Linked DNA regions of Mus musculus: regions 2, 3, 4, 5 and 6 are each linked to region 1. Evidence: chromatin loops called from intact Hi-C (ENCODE). Cell type or tissue: left cerebral cortex. All regions are shown on one strand.

What was found. A loop is a pair of places that touch in the nucleus more often than their neighbours do. Peaks named below come from ENCODE experiments on the same cell type or tissue, not always from the same donor. Only the 100,000 strongest peaks of a DNase experiment are listed, where the experiment ranks them.
Region 2: a loop joins it to region 1, with 8 times the contacts of the local background. A loop is called at or near these places in 13 of 42 quality-filtered maps.
Region 3: a loop joins it to region 1, with 6 times the contacts of the local background. A loop is called at or near these places in 42 of 42 quality-filtered maps.
Region 4: it touches region 1 in a loop (2.3-fold over the local background); 4 of 42 quality-filtered maps call a loop at or near these places.
Region 5: a loop joins it to region 1, with 3 times the contacts of the local background. A loop is called at or near these places in 7 of 42 quality-filtered maps.
Region 6: a loop joins it to region 1, with 9 times the contacts of the local background. A loop is called at or near these places in 19 of 42 quality-filtered maps.

What each region holds. Positions count from the first base shown.
Region 1 is chr1:136,549,313-136,553,312 of GRCm38, reverse strand. It overlaps a transcript of Kif14 not described here. Among named protein-coding and RNA genes, the nearest start is that of Zfp281, 74 kb to the left of the region's middle. In left cerebral cortex, CTCF peaks have their summits at 331 and 2,228 (motif pointing left); DNase peaks (open chromatin) are centred at 787, 1,653, 2,218, 2,824 and 1 more place; H3K4me3 peaks cover 199 bases; H3K27ac peaks cover 526 bases.
Region 2 is chr1:138,042,471-138,046,470 of GRCm38, reverse strand. No RefSeq gene overlaps it. Among named protein-coding and RNA genes, the nearest start is that of Gm34353, 51 kb to the right of the region's middle. In left cerebral cortex, a CTCF peak has its summit at 1,701 (motif pointing right); a DNase peak (open chromatin) is centred at 1,737.
Region 3 is chr1:136,747,013-136,751,012 of GRCm38, reverse strand. No RefSeq gene overlaps it. Among named protein-coding and RNA genes, the nearest start is that of Platr22, 53 kb to the right of the region's middle. In left cerebral cortex, a CTCF peak has its summit at 1,644 (motif pointing right); a DNase peak (open chromatin) is centred at 1,676.
Region 4 is chr1:136,946,630-136,950,629 of GRCm38, reverse strand. Nr5a2 (nuclear receptor subfamily 5, group A, member 2) reads left to right here. Exons shown (of 9, transcript NM_030676.3): 3 at 1,771-1,908. Among named protein-coding and RNA genes, the nearest start is that of Nr5a2, 12 kb to the left of the region's middle. In left cerebral cortex, no CTCF peak of the experiment used is centred here; DNase peaks (open chromatin) are centred at 2,532, 3,031, 3,637, 3,981 and 2 more places; H3K4me3 peaks cover 756 bases.
Region 5 is chr1:136,622,444-136,626,443 of GRCm38, reverse strand. It overlaps Zfp281 (zinc finger protein 281), which reads right to left and starts at 1,543. Exons shown (of 2, transcript NM_177643.4): 1 at 1,393-1,543; 2 at 1-1,172. The coding sequence starts at 1,158. In left cerebral cortex, CTCF peaks have their summits at 737 and 1,529; DNase peaks (open chromatin) are centred at 288, 850, 1,627 and 2,129; H3K4me3 peaks cover 2,318 bases; H3K27ac peaks cover 2,412 bases.
Region 6 is chr1:137,223,293-137,227,292 of GRCm38, reverse strand. No RefSeq gene overlaps it. Among named protein-coding and RNA genes, the nearest start is that of Gm25609, 9.6 kb to the right of the region's middle. In left cerebral cortex, CTCF peaks have their summits at 639 (motif pointing left) and 1,587 (motif pointing right); a DNase peak (open chromatin) is centred at 1,595.

The DNA.
Region 1 (4,000 bases):
CCAAAATGACGCTGGAAATTGCCCAGCTGACCCTCACCTCTTTGATGGGCTTCACTTTCGGAAGCTTGCCCAATCCTATAGGTTGGACCAAGAGCCCATCTCTATAGTGACATTAATGTTCCTCCCCAGTCCCACGAGGGAATTTTCCAATTACACACACAAAAATAAAACCCACAAACCTGACAGCGGGCAGAGGAGGATCCAGAACTATTGCTGATACCAAGAGCTGCTTCTTATTAAAGGTTGAGATTTAGTGCAAAAGTTAGAAGTGGGGACTTGCTGGAGAAGGTAGGTGCTGGGCGTACCAAGCTCGCTTCTGCAGAGACAAAGATGGGGATCGGGCCTCTGGGGGTGGCAGAGAGCAGATGCACCATCCATCACCACCCACACCTGCCTGTCCTCCTTCCCAGGCCTAACCTTCAAGGCCAATCTCTCCTCTGCGTGCTGGGAAGCAGAGTTTTTATTTCACCTGCTTGAAGGCTTGCGGTGACCATCTCTCTGCCACTGTGTGCTGAATCCCCTAGGAACAGCAGCTATTTCAGGATAGGAGCTCTGCCCCCTCACCGATCTTGATTTCAAATGTAAATTTTCTGAGTTGTTTTAATTGCTTTTTAAAATAGTAAAAATATGATAAAATAACTTCTCATCTTGACTTCCTACAAATACAAGAACAAATCAGAGGGAAGTAGAACATGTCTATTTTCATCTTTATCTTTATTTTATACTGTGATCACTCTGATTCTTTGTCTGACAAACTGGTCTCGAGCGCCTACTTGCTCAGTCAGACCCTGTTGAAAATGGTGAACAAAACATTTATCGCCACCACCGTGCTAATTCGGTTCAGTCTAGGCCCCCATGGTAATCAGCTAACCAGGGAAACGTGATATGCTATATCCACGGAGTTCAGAAGACACCCTGAAGTTACACTGTCCCTACAGCTGGCTTATGACAAATGTTTTCAAAGCAAATTTTAAAACTTGACTTCAAGTTGGGTGGAGTTCACTTTTAATCTCAGCACTGGGGGGGGCAGAGGCAGAGGCAGAGGCAGAGGCAGAGGCAGAGGCAGAGGCAGAGGCAGAGGCAGAGGCAGAGGCAGAGGCAGAGGCAGAGGCAGAGGCAGAGGCAGAGGCAGAGGCAGAGGCAGAGGCAGAGGCAGAGGCAGAGGCAGAGGCAGAGGCAGAGGCAGAGGCAGGTGGATCTCTGAATTTGAGGCCAGCCAGATCTACAGAGTTCCAGAACAGCCAGGAGTATACAGAGAAACCTTGTCTCCAAAAAAACAAAAACAAAAACAAAAAACAAAAACAACAACAACACCCCAAAACACTAAACAAACAAACAAAACAACAACAACAACAACAAAGCATGACTTCAGGGTGAACTTATAGATGGCATGGGAACATCCCTTTGTAATCCCAGCATGAAGGGGGCTGGAAGTCTAAAACCAGTGAGCTTAAGGCTGGGTGAGACATAACAAATTCAAGGCCTTTGAGACCCTGTTTAAGAGCTTTTGACACCTGGAGGGTCATGGGAAATACTAAATGAATGAACAAACCTGCCTTAAAATCCTAAATCTATTGTTTACGCTTGGACTTTGTGCAAAGGACTTCAGCTCTTCTTCGCCTCTATTCTCCTCACCTACAAGCTAAGGATCAAAACCAGAAGGCTGAGCCAGGCTGGGTGAGGACCACCCAAGTCCATCTGAGCCACACCTGACCCACACCGGTATCTCAGAGCCTGGCAGCCTCTGTGACTTCTTAGTTCTGGCCAGTTTCCCTTGAGGGAACATTATCACCCACATGCATGAGAGAGAGAGAGAGAGAGAGAGAGAGAGAGAGAGAGAGAGAGAGAAACATTCCTCTATTCCCTGGGATAGCTGTCAGAGACAAGCATTAGCTTTCAGCGTCTCTGAATGCATGTCTTGTCGAGTCTCCCCACCAACACACACAGGGAAAGGGAGAGCCATCAGCTGCTTCGACACCAACGTGTGCAGGCAAGCAGTGTAGACACTCCGGGCTCAGAAAGCATAACTAGTGTGTTGGCCTTCAGGTAGTAAAAAATGGAAACCATTTTAAGAATGTTTAGGGATATTTCCTCTCGACATTATTCAGAACAGAAAGAATATGTTTCATAATGCTCCTTCCATTTTCCTGTGGATCTACACTTAGGAGTTGAAAGTCCATTAGAAAGGCAGAGTGGGCCGCCATCTGCCTATGAGACAGTGCCATCTAGTGTCCGATGTGAGCATCGCAGAGGATCGGAACATTTCCTTTCTCACAAGCAGGTTTCATTTAGCAGCGACCTGGGGCCTTCCTTTCAACAGCTGACTATACCCGCGGCCTCTTCCAGACCCACAGATGAGTGGTCCTCTTCCCCACGTATGAAACATACAAGCGGATCATGACAAAACTATAAAATATTTTGACTGATACGTTAGTATTACTATATTAATATTAGAATGAGTGATAGGCAAAGAAAATCCAGCCATTTAATTGGTTAACAATAGAAGTGATTTGAGAAGAAAGCACACGGTGTGTGATGTCAGTGTTTCGCAGTAACAACAAGTAATACTGAAGACATACTATGTCTTCTTAAATGGTAAAATTATATGTAAAAATGTATGGTTTATTTTCAATATGTTTGCTTCATCTATTTTATATCCCAGGATAGTGAAGGTTGCATAAAAATGTTTCTGTTGAGAAGGGGGGAGGGTGTCCCTTTTCTCATCTGTCATGAGAGAACTACAGGAACCTAAGGGGAGGTGGACTCTTTGGGGGAGCACAGTGGGTCCCCACATGGCCACTCGAGGCAGAGTCGCCCTGCATTGATCCACCCTTGGCTGCGACACACAGGAGAAATGGGAGCTTACTGTATTGAGTCACTTGATGCAAAGGTCATCTGTGGCAGCAGTCTGCCCGCTCAGTCTAATAACCCTCAAAAGTAGTCTTTTTGAGATAATAAATATTACTTTCTCTGTAAAGAAAAGCGCCATATAGTGGAATAAAGAGTGCTAGACTCACTTTTACGATTGGCTCATGCTGTATTAGACAATATTTATTTACATTTATTTATGGGGTAGGGGGGAGGCACACACACCACAGTTCACTGTTGAAGGTCAGAAGACAGACAACTTTTGGAAGTTGGTTCTCTCCTTCCACTCCGAGGGTCTTGGGGGTGGAGCTCAGGCTGTGAGGCTTGAGAGCAAGTGCCTTTACCAGCTGAGGTATTTTAGCAGCCCACGTTGGGCACTCTTTATAAAGCAAGAAGAGGAGGTTTTGGGGTTTGTTTGCTTGTTTGTTTAGGTTCCCCACAGATGCCTATAAGAGCATGTTCCATGAAATAATGTTTATTCTCCAAAATCCATTTTTTTAAAATTAGGTATTTTCTTCATTTACATTTCCAATGCTATCCCAGAAGTCCCCCATTACCCCCCCCCACTCCCCTACCCACCCCCTCCCACTTCTTGGCCCTGGCCACTTCCCCTGTACTGAGGCATATAAAGTTTGCAAGACCAATGGGCCTCTCTTTCCACTGATGGCCTACTAGGTCATCTTCTGATACATATGCAGCTAGAGTCAAGAGCTCCAGGGGTTACTGATGGACCATCTAGAGACTGCCATACCCGGAGATCCATCCCATAATCAGCCTCCAAATGCTGACACCATTGCATACACTAGCACGATTTTGCTGAAAGGACCCTGATATAGCTGTCTCTTGTGAGGCTATGCAGGGGCCTAGCAAACACAGAAGTGGATGCTTATAGTCAGCTGTAATGGATGGAACACAGGGACCCCAATGGAGGAGCTAGAGAAAGTACCCAAGGAGCTAAAGGGATCTGCAACCCAAAAATCCATTTTTAAGATCCCTGACATCTGATCCTGTCTCAGCTGAGTGACACACCCACATGGGGAGGGGGCGCAGAAGGAAGGTGGCCGAGCCTAGGCCCTTTCGAGCTTCATACTCCTGACACAGAGAGCAGGCAAGGTTACTAAGGAAACCCATC
Region 2 (4,000 bases), 1.5 Mb before region 1:
GTTAAAACCACAAACAGCACATTCTGATTACTTTAGTGAATCAGAATTTCTCAGGACAGCATAGGTGACTACAGGAAGCTGTCCTGCCAAGAGATCATATCACAGGTACTTGCTCACCTCTTCTATGGTGGAAATTTGAATTCTGGCAAAAGGGGGGACCTTGGAAGGAACTCCTAAGAGTCTTGTCACCTTTCATCCATATGATATCAGTGGTTCCAGTCTTAGGAGGCTTTCATAAGGCTCAGTCCAAAGGCTTTGCTGGACTTTTAGCTTAGCATAAGGCATAAGACTTCAAGAAGGAGTCTTCTGTCCAACCAGGAGAAGCATCCATTTTCAATAATCACTCACTTTGATAGAAGAAAGCTTCTAAGTACGTGAGAACTAAGGGGTGATAAGCAAAGAATGACTTCAATGTAGGATTAAGAAGAGAACCAGTTTGCACATTGGAAAGTTTTCATGTTGAGCTAGCCCATCACACAGTACAGCAGATATTTTAATCCCATCTCAATAGAAAAACATCTAATTTTAAAAATTATATATATTCATAATTCCAACTCAGGTGTGTGTATATATATGCATATATGTACATATACATATATATGGATATATACACATATATGTACGTATATGTACACACACATATACGTACATATACATATATGTACACACACGCGCGTGTGTGTATATATATATATATATACCTGAGTTGGAATTATGAACCCAAAAAGAAGCACTGATGTGTTCATTAAAAATGAAAGTATCATCTCATCTCTGAAAATCCTGTATTAAAGGACACTTAAAGATCACCGGGATCACAGCTGAGGGCTGATAAATGTACCACAGAGACCCTGGGTTTATTTACATACTTGTCTCACAGGTTTCATCAGGGACTATAGAGGATTTTTTTTTAGAGAGAGAGAAGAGGAGTTCTTGGAAGATGGTTAAAAATTTTTAAACAAATCTGACCTCACTAAATTATAAAATCTAAAATGTTGGAGAAAATAAATCTCTGAATTTCCCTAGGAAATGAGTCGTTACTGAGCTGGAGGCAAGATTCCAATCTCAGCTTAGGTGGAGGCAGAACAATTATCTGGGACATAATGACAAATGTTGGCTATTCTATCACATTCTGAGAATAAGTTTTTTTTTAATGAAACATAAAGTTGCATAAATGTTTATGCATAAGTATTCTAGACAGCAAGTAGACAACGTCAGCCCTGTTAGCATGTGATCATAGATATAAGATGAGCACATTGCATAATTATTTTAAACTTTTCCTACTGTACATGGGTTACCTGTAAACAAAACAAAGTATTATGCTTATTCAGTTTTTAAATTTGGATTTGAGTCTTGTTATTTAAATAGATGTTAACATACTTTAAAACACATTTTTAATTTCAAGATGAAATTATCACTTCAAATAATTTTCAAATGAATTCTATGGAAGGAGCTTTTCAAGTCCACAATAAGTACAATAAGATTGGACTTTTTGTCAAGAACACTTTGGAAATATATATTTCCTGCTGACTGAAGGCTGAATGAATATGTTAGAAATAATATTTGATTCTACTGGTCTATGCTTCTAGCTTAATTTCAAAGGACACGGAATAGTACGAATATACTCAGAGATAATCATGTAATGAAACTTTTTTTTTTTTTTTGCGCAGATATATTTGCTGTTCCTCGCCCCATGTAGAAAGCATAATGACCACCAGGGTGCGCTAAAACCTTTGCAATAGTTTCCTTCTGCTGGTGGGTGGGGCTTCTAAGTATTCCTTTGTATGGTGCTTTTTACGGGTGTGCATGCATATTGTGTCACTGATATTGCTGACAGGAATGGCACTCTAAAATAAACTAAGATTATTCCTGTGGGATGAAACACTTTAGCTTGAATTTTGTACAGTCTTCCCAAACAGGACCAGCATGGCATTTCCAATTATGTCTCATGGGAACCTACTGCTGGATCACTCTCTGACATGAGGCACCCAAGAGTGAGCGACACTTATGGCCAGTGTTTCCTCACATAGCTCTCCTATCTGTCATTACATACAATACTAGCCTCCCTGCAAAGTGTGTGTGTGTGTGTGTGTGTGTGTGTAAATGTGTTCAAGTGTGTGTATGTGTGCAAGAGTTCTGAGTGCTTCTGTGTATGTGAGTACAAACGTGTGGGTAAGTGTATGTGACTAGAAGTGTGTAAGTTTATGTGTGAGTGTGCCTGCAAGAGTGTGCATGTGTGTGAGTGTGTGTGTCAACACAGGTGTGCGTAAGAATGTCGGTGAGTGTGTTTGCAAATGTGTTCATGACAGTGTGTGTGATTCCCACACTAGATCGTCTTCTCTGACACAAATTTTGCAATGTTATATATATCAACCTCATTTATTTGTCAGTCTCAGGATTACATCAAGAGCAGTCTCTTGTCATGTGCCTCTTGACACTTTAAAACTTTATCAAGCCTTCCTTGCCAAAACCTTTAGGAACCTATGGAATGGCAGGTGGAGCACAGGGAAGACTATGGAGAGTCCTCTCTGGGTGGTTTTAGAAGCAGGAGAGTGACTTGGGTCAAAGTACAATAGTAAATAAGAATCGAGGGCAAGGCAGGCTTTGGAGAAGCGAGTGTTCATAAGTCTCTTTGTGTGCCACAATTTCCAATATGGTGTGACTTCTGGGGGGGAGGGGGGAGTGTCCCCATAACTGCTTCCAGGGGAGAACCCAGTTCTGTCTCATGCTGTGTTAGGGTTGTTTATTGTCTCTCTGGAGCCCCCAGTTTAACTCTGTTGGGCTGATGACCAACAGAAGTTCTGCCTCAACAGGCTGGCCGACAAGTCCTTTCAGAACTATCCAAGCATTAGACTTTTTTCCAGCTCAAATATCTCCACAGTTTAGAAAATAACAAAAAATGAGTGAAAATGAGGTGAGAAAATATTAATTGGTGACAGCTCCAGAATAGTGTTGAGGACATACCACACTGAAAACAACGCTCGTGTTTGCTCCGTTAACTCAGCCCTGCAGAACACTCTGGCACCCTGTTCATTTGCACTGCGATCCCGGTCTTCTGTGACCTTGCTGCTGCCTCTCCACTTTGGGGGTTGATCTTCTATGTGCCTCTGTTTCTTTGCCCTTATGTAAGAGGGAGGGCAGCGGTAGCATCTCCTCAAGGAACCTGCTTGATTTTGCTACTCTGTGCTTTGCAGTCTCCCTTTAATATGTGTGAGGCTCATTTTCTCGATGAAACACTTGCCTGGAGATTCTAGTTAACCTTGGCTTTTTGTTCACGTGAATTTCTCTTACCTTGTGACTCTGCGCCTCTAAGGGTAATTATCCCATGAGATCTCAAACTATTCCTTAAGGTGAAGCTTTCCAGCAAGGGGAGATGGGCACCTCTGTGTTTCTAGGCTTTGATTTCCACAGACTCCGCAGAGTTCTTAAGCCATAGGATCCTTCAGGCTGGCAATGCAAATTGGAAGCCTCAGGCAAGACTCAGGTCTTCAGTTTGCCCTTGACTCCAGAAGACATTTGAGCTATTTTTATTTACTTCGTGCTCACAAAATGAACACGTTTGAGGAAAGCTGACTTACAAGGGAATAAGACCTCTTTGCCACTTTGGTCAAGTGTTTGTGGTCTGTAGGCATCCTAACAGGATCAATCCAGTCTGTCCTTGTGACCTGTATTGACTTAAGACTCACTACTGCTTGCCCTTGGCCTCTGAGTTATAGATCACAGAACCACACAGGCTGTATCACAGAGCCTCTTGTCTTCATTAGCTATACTGAGGATTCACACTATCATCCTTGGGCCAGAGGAGGGATGCACCCCAGAAAGGTGGACTTGTCTCAGAGATCTGATAGTTCCCCAATTTCATTATTAGCCTTGTCTCTCTCCACACAGCTTCAGGATAATGATACAAAAGTAGCCTGGGTTTTCACATAAGGACTTGCATTTTTCAGAGTGGTCCTGTCCTGGGTGCTGGAGACCCTGAATCAGCTGTAAGGAATTTAGTTTT
Region 3 (4,000 bases), 200 kb before region 1:
CCCACACATACACGCATGCACACCACACATACTATACACACACCACACACACACATTCATACACATGCACACCACACATACACACCACACATATACACATGCACACCACACATACACACTACATACACATACATAGCACACATACTACACATACATACATACACACATACACAGCACACATATTACACACACACATACACATATATATACCCCACACACAACAAACCATATTCCAGGGCTTCCTGTCTGTAGAGTCCAGGACTCCAGTCTGCAGAGCCCTTCCCACAGTTTCTGTAAACTTAACTCAAGCTAACACATACAATCCCCTCCCACACACACACATCATAGCACACACACAGTGACCCCAGAGTTGTAAGGAAAGACTCCAGAAACCATCATGGTGCAGTTATTGGTAATTAGGCCTGTGCGCCAGGCCATGAGACTGCACAAAGGGGACAGGGATCATAAATTATTGGCACCATTTTCATCCCAGGATCCAAAGTCTAAACAGAGGACTGATCACGTGCAGAAGTTTTAAACTCAGTGAAGTGACTCTGCATGTGTGTGCCATCTCCTTGTGACACACATGGTAAAGCCACAGTAAGCAACACTCACTGCAACCCTGAACCAACAGGACCTGTCTTAGTCAGGGTTTCTATTCCTGCAAGAAGCAAGTTGGGGAGGAAAGGGTTTATTCAGCTTACACTTCCATACTGCTGTTCATCACCAAAGGAAGTCAGGACTGGAACTCAAGCAGGTCAGGAAGCAGGAGCTGATGCAGAGCCATGGAGGGATGTTCTTTACTGGCTTGCTTCCCCTGGCTTGCTCAGCCTGCTCTCTTATAGAACCAAGACTACCAGCCCAGAGATGACACCACTCACAAGGGGCCCTTCCCCCTTGATCACTAATTGAGAAAATGCCTTACAGCTGGATCTCATGGAGGCACTTCCCCAACTGAAGCTCCTTTCTCTGAGATAACTCCAGCTTGTGTCAAGTTGACACAAAACTAGCCAGTATAGGACCCTTCCTCACCAGCATGTGACAGCACATCAGCTATAGAGCTCTGTGGAGGACAAACTAGTGAAGACAGGACAGAGTCCTAGAGGGTAGGCGTGCCAAGAGTTAGGTCGTTTCACTAGTGGCAGAGAACCTGCACCGTAAAGAAGTCTTAGTCACCAAGAAATCACACAACATAAAAATGAATGAGAGGCAGGGTTCAGTGGCAAAGCCCTGGCCTATTACACCCGAGGCCCTGGGTTTATCCCTAAAAGGATTGAATAGGGGAAGTGTCAATGAAGCTTGACTCTAGACAGCATCTGATGGGGCCTTACCGGGAAGCCGGACACCAAAGCCTTCCTAAGAGCCAGTGTTTCCTGGAGTTAGTTCGTGCCCGAGTATCGTTGCAGAGCTTCGTGTGAATGTACACCATCCTCGCAGCTCTCTATCAGGAGACGGGGCTATAACACACTGAACTTGCTGCAGCTCAAACGGCTAAGCAGACGACAGAGAACTGAATCCAGTTCTTTTTTCAATACAAACCTCCTAGGTTTCCCTCCGTTCTCTATGTTGATGGTTCCCACCAAAAAGGAGTACAAGGAGGGGAGGTTTTATTTAGCCTTACAAAGAGCTGGGACTTGCCTCAAAGCCACTAGGGGGCGATAGAAGGGAGAGGGAAAAGGGAACCTGTGGAGCCAGCAGAGCCCAGGGAACCTGCAAAGAGCTGGGAGCCAGGTTCGAAGCGAATGGCAGGCTCAGAAGTATGGCCTTCTCTAAGAACCATCATACAGTTGGGTTTTATGGGTTTCAATTACAATAAAATTCAAGTAGCAGATGACGTGCTCAAAGCAAACAATGCCACGGTATTCAGCACATTCCCAATACTGCAGAGGTACCACCTCTCCTCCGTGTAGTTACAAGACATTTCCATCATTCAGAAAGAAAACCCCATATTCATTAAATGGTCCTTTCGTGTCTCTCCATGCGCTGCCGCTGGTAACCACCAATCTGCACTTGTTATGTGGTCTGGACTGCTCATAATGAGATAATCCACAGTCTGGCTAGTATGTATCTAGCTTCCTATAGGTGTGTTTTCAAGGTCCATATAGCATATATCCATCTTCCATTCCTTCTTATGGCTAAATAAAAGTCCATTGTCTCTCCCTTCACCCACTGATGGACACTGAATTTTTTTTAAACCTTCCTGCAGCGAGTCAGATGGCGTGGTGGTAAAGGTGTTTGCCACCAAACCCGACCACCTGAGTTTAATCCCTGGAACACAAATCGTGGAAGGTTATTGAGCGTTGTCCTCTGACCCATAAAAGTGTTAGGACACTCTCATGAATACACAAACACACAATAAATAAGTGTAAAGATTGCTTTAATGTTCCTAAAGATGCTGAGCATGGTGGTGCATGCTTTTAATTCCAGCATTCTAGAGGCAGAGGCAGGTGGAACTTAATAAGTTCAAGGCTACCCTGTTCTACAGAGTGAGTTCCAGGACAGGCAGGACTAAAAAACAAACAAAAACGAAACAAAACAAAAAAGATTTCTGAAGTCAGATATGGTGGCAGTGCCCATAATCCCAGCATTTGAGAGACAGCAGCAGGAGAATTACAAGTTTGAGATCAGGGGCTGGAGAGATAACTCAGGGGTTAAGAGCACTTAATACTCTTCCAGATGACCCAGGTTTTATTCCTAGCACCCACATGGTAGCTAACAACCATCCATATCTCCAGTTTCAGGGGTTCAGTCGTGTCTTCAGGCCTTCAGGAGTGAACACAGTCTGCTCACATATATACAGACAAAATGCTCATGCACATTTTAAACAAGGAAGAAAATTATTGTGCTAGCCACTTTCATGTCAACTTGACACATTTCAGTTATCAGAGAGAAGGAATCCCAATTGAGACAATGCCCTATAAGATTGGGCTTCGGGGGCTGGTGAGATGGCTCAGTGGGTAAGAGCACCTGACTGCTCTTCCAAAGGTCCAGAGTTCAAATCCCAGCAACCACATGGTGGCTCACAACCATCTGTAACAAGATCTGATGCCCTCTTCTGGAGTGTCTGAAGACAGCTACAGTGTACTTACATATAATAAATAAATAAATCTTAAAAAAAAAAAAAAAAAAAGATTGGGCTTCGGGCAGGCCTATGGTCAATTTCTTAATTATTGGTGGGGGAGGGCCGAGCCCATTGTGGGTGGTGCCATGCCTGGGCTGGTGGTCCCAGGTTCTATAAGAGAGCAGCTTGAGCGAACCATAAGGAACAAGCCAGTAAGCAGCACTTCTCCATGGCCTCTGCAACAGCTCCTGCCTCCAGGTTCCAGCCCTGTTTGAGTTCCTGTTCTTACTTCCTTTGGTGATGGACTATGATGTGGAAGTGTGAGCCAGGTAAACCCTTTCCTCCCCAAGTTGCTTTGGTCATCACAGCAATGATTATCCTAATTACTGACAATTACAAGATAGTTTTTTTATAGATTGATTTATTTATTTTATGTATATGAGTACACTGTAGCTCTCTTCAGACACACCAGAAGAGGGCACCTGATCCCAATACAGACGGTTGTGAGCCACCATGCGGTTGCTGGGAATTGGACTCAGGACCTCTGGAAGAGCAGACAGTGCTCTTAACCGCCGAGCCATCTCTCTAGCCCCCATAAGATCAACCTTGTGAGATCCTGTCTCAAAATAAATAATACATGAGTAAGTTCAGAGACTGGAGCTGCAGCTCCATACCTGGGCAATGTGCTCTAGGCCCTGGGTTCCATCCCCATTATGAGAGAGAGAGCAAGAAAGAGATTTGCTTATAACCCACACTAGAGTTATATACACCTAACCTGAAAATCCATGAAGAATAGGGGCAGGTTCTACAATTAAAACTAGCCAGACAGGGCTGGAGAGTTGACTTGTTGGTTAAGAATACTGACTGCTCTTCTAGAGGTCCTGAGTTCAATTCCCAGCAACCACATGGCTGTTATCTGTAATGGGATCCAGTGCCTTC
Region 4 (4,000 bases), 400 kb before region 1:
GAACATCAATATGCATGAGTTGATAGCCATCAATGGATAGTGTACTTCATATAAAAGTGTAAGCAATGATTTGGAATAATTTTTTATTCATTAAATACTAGACTGGGCAGTTTTTATGTGATCTCCATGCCATTTACATAGAATAAATTCAGCTCTTTTGAGATTCAAATCCACCCCCTTGTGGGTGGACTCTGATAATTACCCAGTTGCACAGCAGACCGTGGGCATGAAGCTTTGCCTGCATCCAGGAGGCTGGGAAGAGTGTTTTTCATCTTGTTGGGATGAGATCTGAAAACTTTAAAGATGAAGCTGGGCTAGTGGCCTAACAGATGGTTCTTTATAACTTAAAAAAAAAAATGCTGTGCCTCGTGGGGGTTGGGTGGGGGGCATGGGGCCACCAAAGGGACTCTAGAAAGAAATCAAGGGTCGGATCTTTCCATCCTAGGTCCAAACACAGGTCTCTCTCACTAAAAATTCGACAGTCATTAAGATAATTTTAGACTCAAGTGTTCTTTCCATAAGTAGGGAGGTGGGTTGGTGAGCAGCCTGGGGAAGCAGAAGTGGCTGTCTTTTACTCCAATTACATGCAAAGGGAGAGAAACCTCAGTGACTTCTTCGCTGTCCGCAAAGTGAGCCATAACCCCTGGGTTCTTCAGGGCGCAGTCATTCAGTTGTACCTCTCTGATGTCTGCCTTCAGGGAGGACCTTGATAGAAGGACCAACCACCCTCCATTTATGATTTTAACATCCTTTTTTTTTTTTCTCGGTGTTTTAAGTAGGCCCTTCACTCCACAGGTCTCCTTCTCCACACTCATGCATGGACCACCTACACCCACACTCTCCAGCCCTTCTTGCCTTTCACCGGCTCTTTGAAATGGCCTCTCGGCTCTCAGATCCCTGGCCGCTTCACTTAAGACACCGGTCGCTCCTCAATAGCTGAGAAACCTAGTAGCATTTATATCCCCCACTAGCCCCTCCCGTCTCAAGCCAGGGTGGGGTGGAGTAGATTAAGGCGGGGTGAAGAGGTTGGGGCAGGCCCCGAGGCCAGAGCTTCCTTATTGGCTAGTGGCTAGTGTCCGACCTGAGTCCGGAACCTGCGTCCCGATTCACTGTCTTCACCTCTTACCTCCCCCCTGCCCCCACCCCTCCAGCTTACCTCCCCTCTCCAGCGTGTCTTCCCCTCTCCTCCTGACTCTGTCACCCTCGGGGCTGGAAGGGTTGCTCTCCACCCTAGAGGAGTGGGAGGTTGGAACTTCAGAACTCCACACTTGTGATATTAGGAGAGAGGGAGCTGAAGGAGAGATAGGAGAAAGGGGCGGAAAGGAGAGGAGAGGACAGTAGAGGAGGGGAGAGAAGTGAGGCGAGCGAAGGAGAGAGAGAGAGACCCCTGCTGATCCTGAGCCAGAGGGCGGGTGCAAGAGGGGAAGGAGTCCGGGAGCCGTTCAGCCGCTGCAGCAGTAGCAGCTGGCGGCTGCCTCTGCTGCCCTCCGGAGCGCGGCGCGCACAGATCGCTGTCCGGGGCAGCAGCGCCTTTGCTGTCGCTGCCTCCGCCCTTGCGGAGCGGAACCCGGGCAGCGGAACGCGGTCTTCTTAGTCTAGCTTGGTAGCCGGGATCTCCCGCGCTCAGCTTAGGGACAGCTTTGAAGCTGCCGGACCGGACAGGGTTCCGAGGTCCTGCCCGGCAGCTCTGGCGAGCGGGTGGGTGAGCGGGCACGCTGATCACCCCTTCTCTCTTTCCGCTGGAGTTGAATCTCTGCTGCCCGTGTCCAGGTGCTGGGCTTCCGGACCGACACCGACGCCCCATTCCCGCCCGCAGCCGCCTTGTCATGCTGCCCAAAGTGGAGACGGAAGCCCCAGGACTGGTCCGATCGCATGGGGAACAGGGGCAGATGCCAGAAAACATGCAAGGTAAGGGGGTGCGTTGCGGTGTGGCGCGGCGCTCTGGTTCCTGGTTTTACACTCTCGGGCTAACCCCGCGGGCTTCAGCCTTCTGCAGCATGGGCACCAGAGCAGCCCAGCTGGCAGTTGTGGTGCGCGGCGGCTTCGGCCTCCTCTTTAGACGCAAGCATAAAAGTTAATGGCACTTGAACTAGGCGGATGGTGCTTTCTCATCAACGTCTAATTGGCCACTTCTAATTAAGTAGAGAGACTGGAAGCGGAGAGTCAACTGGAGCTGGGGGCAGCTGGAAGCTAAGGGCGCCGTGGAACAATCTTTCTTTTGAGAAGTGGAATTCCTCTCTGCTCACCATTTCTAGGTGGTTCGAGCTTTTACTCACATGCTCCCGTGTGGAGGGGAAAAGACTGAGTAGAGAAAAATCACAGGAAGGTGATTGGTGTTGTTAGTGGTGTTCGATTACACCAGCACCCCCAAAAGCCTTGCCAGATCCGGCAGTCTTTTAAGGCAACTCAAAACTGCTGGCATAACTAAACACCAATCACCCCAACTCTATTCCCGTCTAGTATCGTGCCGAATGAGGAGCTGGGGTGCTCAGGGTTAGCTTGTTATCCTTTCGGTCTCAGAGCCGAGAGTGTGGATATTCCATTTGTGTCCCTATTCTTGATTGGTAACATCAGAAAAAGACCAAATCTCATCTCCTGTATTTTTTACACTCTAAACTCTTCAGAACTTTATCTTAGCAACGGGCCAAGGTGAAAAAAATGTTAGGAAAAGTTTTTCTATCTTCACCCCTATCGGAGTTTCTGGATACTGAGGCCAGCCGGCTTGTGATCCCCTTAAAGCTTCCTGCCAGCCGTTTTTGCACGAACTTGAAAGGGTCAGAGAAGTGTTGAGAACAGAGCTCTTGGACTCAATGGTAGGCTGTGCGCTCTGGCCGGGAAACCCAAGATCGCCTTAGGCTCAGGGAAGGGGACAGCAGACGTGCGGGTGGGGTCAGATATCCTGGGTGATCTTGGGGTCTTTCCAAGTCTTTGGGTAGGGTTGTAGAAATTCCCTTGGCCTCAGTCCTTAGACTAACTTTGTGTGTCTGCTACTGAGGAAGCCTTGTTGGCTTGAAGAGATACACCTGGGATTCCTGATAAGTGCCCCAGGCCTGCTTCCTGAGCTCTGGGCTCTGGCCTCTGGCTCCGCTAAGTTTCCTCCCGGCAGAAGGACCAGCTTTTTGCTACTTCCTGCCCCATGCAGGCTTTTAGGGTGGCGGGATCCGGGGCAAAAAAGCGCAGTGGAGCGAAACACGGCGTACTGAGGACTGGAGAGAAATAACCTGGTAACATTTTCTTTGTAAAATTTAGAGGGCCCTTTCTGGCCTCCTGTCCCCCAAGCCAAGACACTAGCTTGCCTTATTGCTGGGGGGCTAGCAGATATGACCCTTCTTTGCACTGGGCTCTAAAGCAGCGTGGGAAAAAGCCTGGCGCGGCTTTGCGGTAGTTTGCAGCAAGGACAGTGCGCGCCTGCCTGCCGGCCGCCGTTGGGTCCCTTACCAGGGACACACTCATACTTTGACGGGTGCTGGAACCCAGAAAGAAAATTCGTTACTGGATTCTCAGGCAGCGCGAAGCATCCAACTTCAAGGGGATTAACGGAGGACCTAGCTTTACAAGACCCAGTTGTTCCCTCACTTTTCCCAGGGGCACAGGGATTTCCAAACCATGGTGGATTTGGTTCTCTGAACTCTTAATTTAGGTGACCCAGGTGCCCTGTGGGTAAACAAACAAACAAAAAAATTCTCAGGGTTCCCAGATGCACCTCTCCCCACTTAGACTCCGAATTTTACCGGAAGATGGGCTTCCGTCTTTCCTTCTATATGGAATCTCTGAGAAGGGCACGGAGAATGTAAGTGATTGCCAATCTGATACTCTTAAATGTGAAGTTAGAGATTACTTTTGGGGGGAGACAGGGAGACAGAAGAGAACACACAACTAGTAAAGTACAGCCCCTCTCAGCCCAGAAACATACCTGGAAACAGAAGTCAGAGTTTTCAGAGTTCCGTAAACTCCCCCAACCCCAAGCTTTTCTTTTCCCAAACCCTCAGGTCCTGATTCT
Region 5 (4,000 bases), 73 kb before region 1:
ACCCATACTGTTATGGTTTGATGACCCAGGTTCTGCACTAGCGGCTCCTTTTGCTATGGCTTCACCACACGTGCGCCTGTGCTTCAACAATCTGTCAGTCCTTGAAAAATACTGTTGGCAAGTGTCACACTTGTATGGCTTTTCTCCACTATGTGTCCTCTTGTGTCTCTCCATATGGTACTTCTGAATAAACTTCATGCTGCACTGATCGCACCCAAAGGGTTTCTCTCTGCTGTGAATTTTCTCGTGTCTCTGCAGTAGGTATTTCTGGATGAAACCCATACTACACTGGCTGCACTGGAAAGGCCTTTCGCCCGTGTGGATGAGGACATGTCTCCGCAGGTGGTAGGAGCTCCTGAAAGCAGCACTACAGTGATCACAGATATGAGGTTTCTGACTTGGGGACAGGACGGCACCTTCTCCCTCTCCAACCAAAGGTTTGGAAGATGCACTTGGCTTCCTCTTGGCTTTGATTCCCTGAGATTCTGGCTTTGGCCTCTTTGCCTTTTTGACGTTAGCGTCCTGCTTTGGCTCCTGGTTGCCGTGCTCATCAGTCCTGCTACCGCTGCTCAGTAATACATCGCGGTGGTGCTGGGCCGGTTGCTGCTGGGCATGCTGGTGCAGAAGACTGAGGTCTTGGATGACGCCGTGGCTCCCCCCTTCCCCTCCTCCTAGGCCTGGTGATCGCTCTTCAGCCCCAGCGAACAGCCCCCCATAGTGGTGGTGGTGATGGTGGTGGTGGGACGGCTGCTCCTCGGGATCCGCAGGTTTCTCCTGCTTGATGCTCACCAAGGACTGCAAGAATCCCCAGGAGGTCCTCTGCGAAGGGAAGGCCGCGGCTGACGCCGCCGGCTCCTTCTTGAAAGTCATGTCCGGGGCTGGCGGAGGGGGGGGCTCAGCGGCCGGGGCTGCGGAGGTAGAGGAGGATAACACGCACTGCGGGGGAGGGGCGGCCGTCCCCGCCGGCCGGGTGAAGCTGGTGACCGGGGGAAGCCGGTGGTTGAACATAACCATACTCTGGGGGAAGGTGGGCTCCATCTCTGCTCTCCTGCCGCCGCCGCTGCCGCCGCTGGCGCTGCCGGAGCTGCCGCCGGAGCCGCTACCACCGCTACTGCTGGGACCGCCGCCGCCGCTAAGGAACCCGCTGCCGATTTTCATACCCCGGAGGAGGCCTGGCTGCGGAGAGGAGGGAGAGGAGGGAAGAGGGGGAACGGCGGTAGGGCCGGGCCCCGGGCCGGGACCACCGCAGCGTTTGGGACCCGCCGCGCCGCCGCCCAGCCCGCACCGCGCCCGGCTCCCGTCCGCAGCCCCGCCGCCTCCGGCCCGGCGCGCTCGACCCCGCGGCCTTCTTGGCCGCTCCCGCGCCCGCCCCGGCCCGCCGGCCACACTTACGGGTTCCGCCGCCGCCGCAGCCGCCGTCGCCTCCAGTTAATAAAAATAACGCCGTCCTCTCCACAATGGAATTAAAAGCCTCCCCGCTTCTGCGCAGCCGCGGCGCGGTGTCTGCCGGGAAGTCCTCGACCGGACCAGAGGGGCGCTCGGCGAGCCCCGTGCGCCTGCGCCTCAGTTTCCGCCTGGCTAGCCTGTCAATCAAGCGGGCGGTTGGGCGGAGCTGCTGGGGGCTAGGTGGGAGGGGCGGGGACTTGGAGGCGGACAGCGGAGGGTCTTCCGCAGCGAGGGGACGTGATTGGTGGCCCTGCTGAGGGGCAGACAGTGGCTGAGGGTTTCTAGGGAGAAGGCGCTCCGGAGGTGGAGCCCAAGGGGCGGGAAGTCCGGGGACGCCAGGAGAGCGTGTTGCAGCGTGGCGTGGGAGCTGCAGAGGAAGGGGTTAGGGAAGGTGGAGACACTGAAAACTGAACATTGGCATTTGGTTCACTTTAGTGTTTGCAATCCAAGTATTGAATCAAAATCAAACAGAGAATAGGATTCCTTAAGGTACTTGTGATTCTGCCTGAAAGCTTTAAACTCGTAACGGTATTGATTACAGATAGCTTTTACTCCTTTTCAGAATGGAGACAGCAATAACGCTTGTCTTTGCCTTTATTGAAGGAGCCTTTGAGACTGCCATAGAGGAGGGACCGCTGCAGAAAATTGTCTCAGTGCCAGCCTACCTGAAGGCTACGCAAAGGGAAACCACGTGTAATCCCAGGTGCAGCTGTCCTGTAAAACACGCCCACACACACTTCATCATCAGATGGTATTTAAATGCCACGTACTTTCTCAGTTGTCTGAATTTGCTTATTACGTTGAATACTAACTAGCCTCAAATACTGGCCATCGTTCTTGTTTAAAATCTCTGTTAGGATACATACCCCACTCTCCCAACCCCTCCAGTATAGAATACCTAGAAACTTGAAAAGTTGTTCCTTATTCAGTTGGGGGAAATTAGATAAAATCTTGAAATTAAAAGTTCTATCGACAAAACCAAATAGATATTAATTTAGTGCCTAATAATGTATAAAAGGCATTCACAGCGAGCATGCAAAAATCTAAACCAGCAACTTTCCTAGGTGTATTTATACACCACAGACTTTTTAATAAAAAGACCTGGAGAACAGTTATTTACATAGTGTGTTTTCTTAAAGAAATCACACGTCCATATTCTCATAGTGTTTCTCGAGATGACTTCTTGTAATAACTTCCTTGAGAAATTTTGCAATTAAAGCCATAGCGGTGTATTGTTTACCAACACAGGCCTCTCTGAGCCTGCCCAGAAACCTTAAAACTGTATTTTATGAATAGTTTCATGAGGCATTGTATCTTCCTAGCCCCATGGAACTACAGTTAAATTATTTCCTGAAACTACCAGGTATAGCTAAGCGTTGAACACTGAAAATTCAAAAACTTCAGACAGTAATAAAATATTAGTCAGTGCCAGTGAGAAATGAGGCTGTCCCTGTACTCAGGGTGTCCATGTTTAATGGTAAAGCTGGGCTGCACATAAGCCAGCCCAAGCATGAAGGGCAGTGGGACACTCATATGAAAGCCAACTTTGTTCTACAGTTATCAAGATAAGAAACCTGTCATTTCTCTCATTCACGCTGTCAGCCTTGAGCTACTCCAAGCAGACTTACCTCTAGGTTGTATACCCCATATATCAGGAAGATGAAGAGACCCTGTAAAATAAAACGGAGGGGGAAAGCTGTTAGCGCTAATCATTCCGCCAGTGGAAATGCCCGAAATAAACTTTCCCGGGAACAGACAAAAGAAGACACACTTCATCAACGTCCATTTATTTTCCCGTTTTTCACCATTAGAAGTCGTACCTTGAGCATTTATATGATAACACACCAGCACATCACTTATACTGGTTGTGCTATTCAATTCTTTGGTGATAGAAAATAGAAATAGTATCCTAACTACATGGAATAATAATTAGGAGGTGGCTAGATGATGAAACACTTAATATTTCTAAACTCCGTCTAAACTCCGTTTGGAGCAGCAACTTCAGTATATCTTATCATCTTTGAAGTTATAAAATTAGGAAATAATTGAAAGATTAAACACTACAGGTTACTGACATAGTTCAGTGATACTGTGGTTGCCTACTGTGGATAAAGCTTGAACCCCAGTACCAGTGAAACCAACCAACTCCTTTAAACCCTCAAACGAAAGAGATAAACGTAGGTAATAGGGACTGCGGACATAGCTCAGCAGTTAAGAGCATTTGTTTTTCTTGCATAAGATCAGGGTTTAATTCCCAACACCCACCTAGGGGGATCCTGCAGGCATGAACATGGCACATACATGGATGCGGGCAAAAATTCATATACATAAAGTAAATAAATCCTCAAAAAGATAATAAATGCGAATTGTCTATTTGAAACAGAGTCTCACTATATTCCCAATTCATAATCTTCCTATCTCTGCCTTCCAAGTACTGAAATCACAGGCTAAGCCCCCACACCCAGAAGTATGAATATTTTTAAAAACACTTAATTTTTAAAAAGATTATGTTTGAGACAAGATCTCTCTTTCCCTTAGACCAGGTTGTCCTAGA
Region 6 (4,000 bases), 670 kb before region 1:
GAGGGTCATGTATAAGTGACAGTTGGAAGAGTGAACACACATCGACGTGGCTTTCCTCCCTTCCTTACACAGCTGTTGCTGCAGGCTGCCACCAGATGCTCGGTGAGGTGGGGCTTTGGGTTTTGCTCAACCTTTCTTAGCTTTTCAAAGAGGAAATGGAATACGAAGAGAAGTAATTTTCTTCTGAAGAAAACTTCTCTCAGAAAACACACATTTAACCAAACAAACAAAATCTACAACTTGAATGCCAAGGTCTTCTCTAGCAACTGAAACTTAACTGATGAGCTGCAGAGGTCGTGAGCACTTACTGCTCTTGCAAAGGACACAGGTTTACTCCCAGCACCACGTGGTTAACTCACAACCAGGGTTCTAGCGCCCTCTCCTGACCTCCTCAGAACCAGGCAGTCTCCGGGTGTATTTACATACAAGCAGACTCAACACACATACATACAAAATAAAAATCAACGAATCTCTCTTTTAAAAAGTTAACTTTGACAGAGCCAGGAGAAATGGCTCAGTAGTTAAGAGCATTGGCTTCTCTTTCAGGGAACACAGGTTTGATTCTCAGCACCCACATGGTGGCTCACGACTGTCTCTAACTCTAGTTCTAGTGGACCCAGTGCCCTCTTCTGGCCTCCACAGGTACTGCATGCATAGTGCACATACATGGTGTCAAAACAGTCATACCACACATATAAAATAAAAACAAACTATAAATCTTCATTAAAGTTAACTTTGAAAAATGGATATATAAAAATAAACCACTATGCCACATTGTTCAATCATCCATATTTTGAAAATCAGATTTTACATTTCTAAAGACATCCACATTCTAATACCTATATAAGCGTGTATTTCTAAAATATTTTATGCCTAAATTTTTCTGGTCTCTGTGGACAACTATACACACACACACACACACACACACACACACACACACACACACAATTTTGAAAAATAAGTCCTGTTTTGAAACAGAATCTTATGATGTATCCCTAGTTAAATAAAATAAATAAATCTGTTTTTAAAAGTCTTCCTGGCAAAATCAACTCTTTTTTATACCTTTAATAATAACAGATAAAGTTTTACAGCAGGCAAAGGACACAAATAATTTAAAATTTATTCTAATGTTTATTGGTATTTGAGTCTAAGAACAGAACAATATTAACAAGGGATTATAATATTCATATATAGTAGTAATATCAGAATCAAAGCTCCAATTTTTTTACAGTGTGTTTATAAAGATAATGCAAAGTGAACAAATTTTTAAAAACACAATAAAAAAATAATAACGTTGAAATTCTCTTTGGCCATTGTGCTGTATGCTCTCCAATAAACAAGGTAAATCTACAATCACAGGGGTTTTGTTCCAACTCCAAGATACGGTACACTCTTACAAGTCTCTACAAAGGAAATAGTCTTCATTTATAGAAGAGTCCGACATCCCGCCCCCATTTTTCCTTCTAGTGGTATGACTCTGTACTTCAATTTTCCTATATATAGGTAAAGATTGCTGCATCTAAGAAAGCCTATTGGGCAGAAAGGGATTAGATGGGAGAGAAACTGGTCTAAACAGCACCACTGGCTTTTATCCACTAGATGTCAGTCACGCAGTTAGCATCAATTTACATCCTTAATCCCAATGACACAATCAGAAGCATAGGAAGTTCTCCAGACCCTGGGTGAACGCAGTGTGTACCACAAAGAAGCCTGGAACTTCAGTGTTGTCTGGCCTGGTGACTGGAAACCCTGTCCTGCTCTAAAAAAGGGCTAAAGCCATTAAGAAAACACTGGCTTTCCCCAAGTGTCATGGTTAGTTAAGGAAAACTGTGCTGGGGGAATTTGAGGTGACTGCAGTCAGTTCGTGAGAAAGAATATGTTACTGCTTCAGAGAGCAAGGTTCGAACGGCTAAACCTGGGAATACAGAACTGGAGAGCAGCATATGTCTTATAGATGTGGAATATTTCAAAGAGCGCACACAAAAAACAAGTGCTGATTCGATGAAGAATGAATGAGTTTTGGGAAAATTAAGAATCAACAAAGCATCTGGGTTGTTATCACCCAAAATCATGAACGAATTCTGCTCTACAAACGCCTAATGTTCTTTTCTCAGGGAAGAAAAGTGTGTGTGCAATTTATAAGGATGTTCTTAAGGATTCCCACTGAAAGTGTCATGTGAGGTGCGTGTTGCTTATGAGAAGGGAGAAAATGCTATCCACACGTTTGTCAGGTAGATTAGCTCTGTCTGTTCACCCAAGTCCTTAGGTGGATTGACAGTCTTGTTCAATGTGTTAGCTGCCACCATGGCCTGTATATGAACTCCTTGCCACATGACCATTCTCACTGTAATTCTACACAATTACCAAAGTAATGTAGGAGGCAAAATAGGAATAAGGCCCACGAACGCTTTGGGGAAAGTCTTAGTAAAACAAAGAAACCACATTTAAATGTTCTCAAATTTTTCTTCTACCTCCTTTAGTTTTGTGATTTCATAATGTAATATAATATTCCTTCAAATAATGAAAAAAATCTTTTTGCTGACTAACTGGAACATGCTGGCTCTTGAAGAATGTCAGTGTCTACTTTGCATTGCTCACCAACAACCCTGTCCTGTTTCTCCACATGAATGTCCACAATTCTGATGCCCCATGAAAGGCAAGGATGTCTCTCCTCTTTGTGCTGTCTCTGCTCTCATTCTTCAGCCCCCAGCTCAAACTCAACACTCTCCCTCCCTAGACTCCCATTGCACAAGATGAGAGAGAGAGAGAGAGAGAGAGAGAGAGAGAGAGCGAGAGCGAGCGCTTGGAGAATGAATTAGTCCTCCTGCCTAAATTCTGAGGCAGATGAACTCACAGACAAGAGAGTGCTCATATTTACAGTGTGTCTTCGTGTGATGAGAACCACATCTCCCCTTTGGTGAGGTCATTCTACTGTGCTGATGAAGTCCCCAACACTGGATGCCACCACTGGGCATCAGAGAAGCAAACTATCTGCCTGTCACTCATGTTGGGAGGAAGAAGAAATGAACTTGATGTTCTAAGAGGCATCCACGAAAGGTTGCCCTCCATCTGACAAGGCTCAGCTTCTACCCACATCCCCATATCACTAGCAAAGTAAATCCCTCTGCTGGGCACATGACTGCCAGCCCACTCGGTGCTGAAATGAGCCCCTGATGCAGGCAGATGAAGCTTGGTCTCAAAGAACAGAAAGTCTTGTAGGAAATAGGGATGGATGAAAGCCTGTAAGGTTCTAATGGGAAGTGAGTGAGAAGACCGTGTCATCAGAGAGCACATTGCTGCAGACAGCATGATTACTGCTGTGGAGTGAGAGATAGAGCTGGGCAGAGCAAAAGTGTAGATTCTCCAGGCAACCTATTCCAACGTGAGGAAGAATCCCATGCAAACAACAGAGATGGAGTTCCAGAAAGAGAGCCCTGTGCATGGATAGAAGGTGCTGGAGAATCCTTCCACAGAGCTCAGGGGTTCTGACACCCTGAGGAATATATTGCTCACAGAATATACTCAAAGCCACTGTTCTTAACGTTAGCTGTGGTTTTAGTCTCTCAAAGGCCTTGGCAAAGTGTGTTGCTAATTGAAAAATAAAAATAAATAAACAACAGAGTACTGAAAGAAAAGCCAGACTCTCCTACCTCTGGACAGTTGGTGCTGGGCTCCGCAGGGAAAACCTTAAGGAGAAAAATCAGGAAGACCTCAAAGGTGATATTTATAAAGGGCAAAATAGTTAATAGACTGTCAGAGGGAGAAGTTTATTAAGCCAAGCAATTAGCTCTTTATTTCAAAGGCCTGTGGTAAGACGTAATGAAAAAGGAAGAAGAAAAAAAAAAAAAAAAAAACCCACCACACAAGGTAATTGTAGTATCCAGGGAAGGCACAGACTTAATGAGCGTTTGTTAAGTACTTGGTGCCTTTAAAGTGGCTCTCAAGTGTTTTCTTATCAGCTCACAGTAGACAGCAGATACAGGTCTCTCTGTGGTAGTCC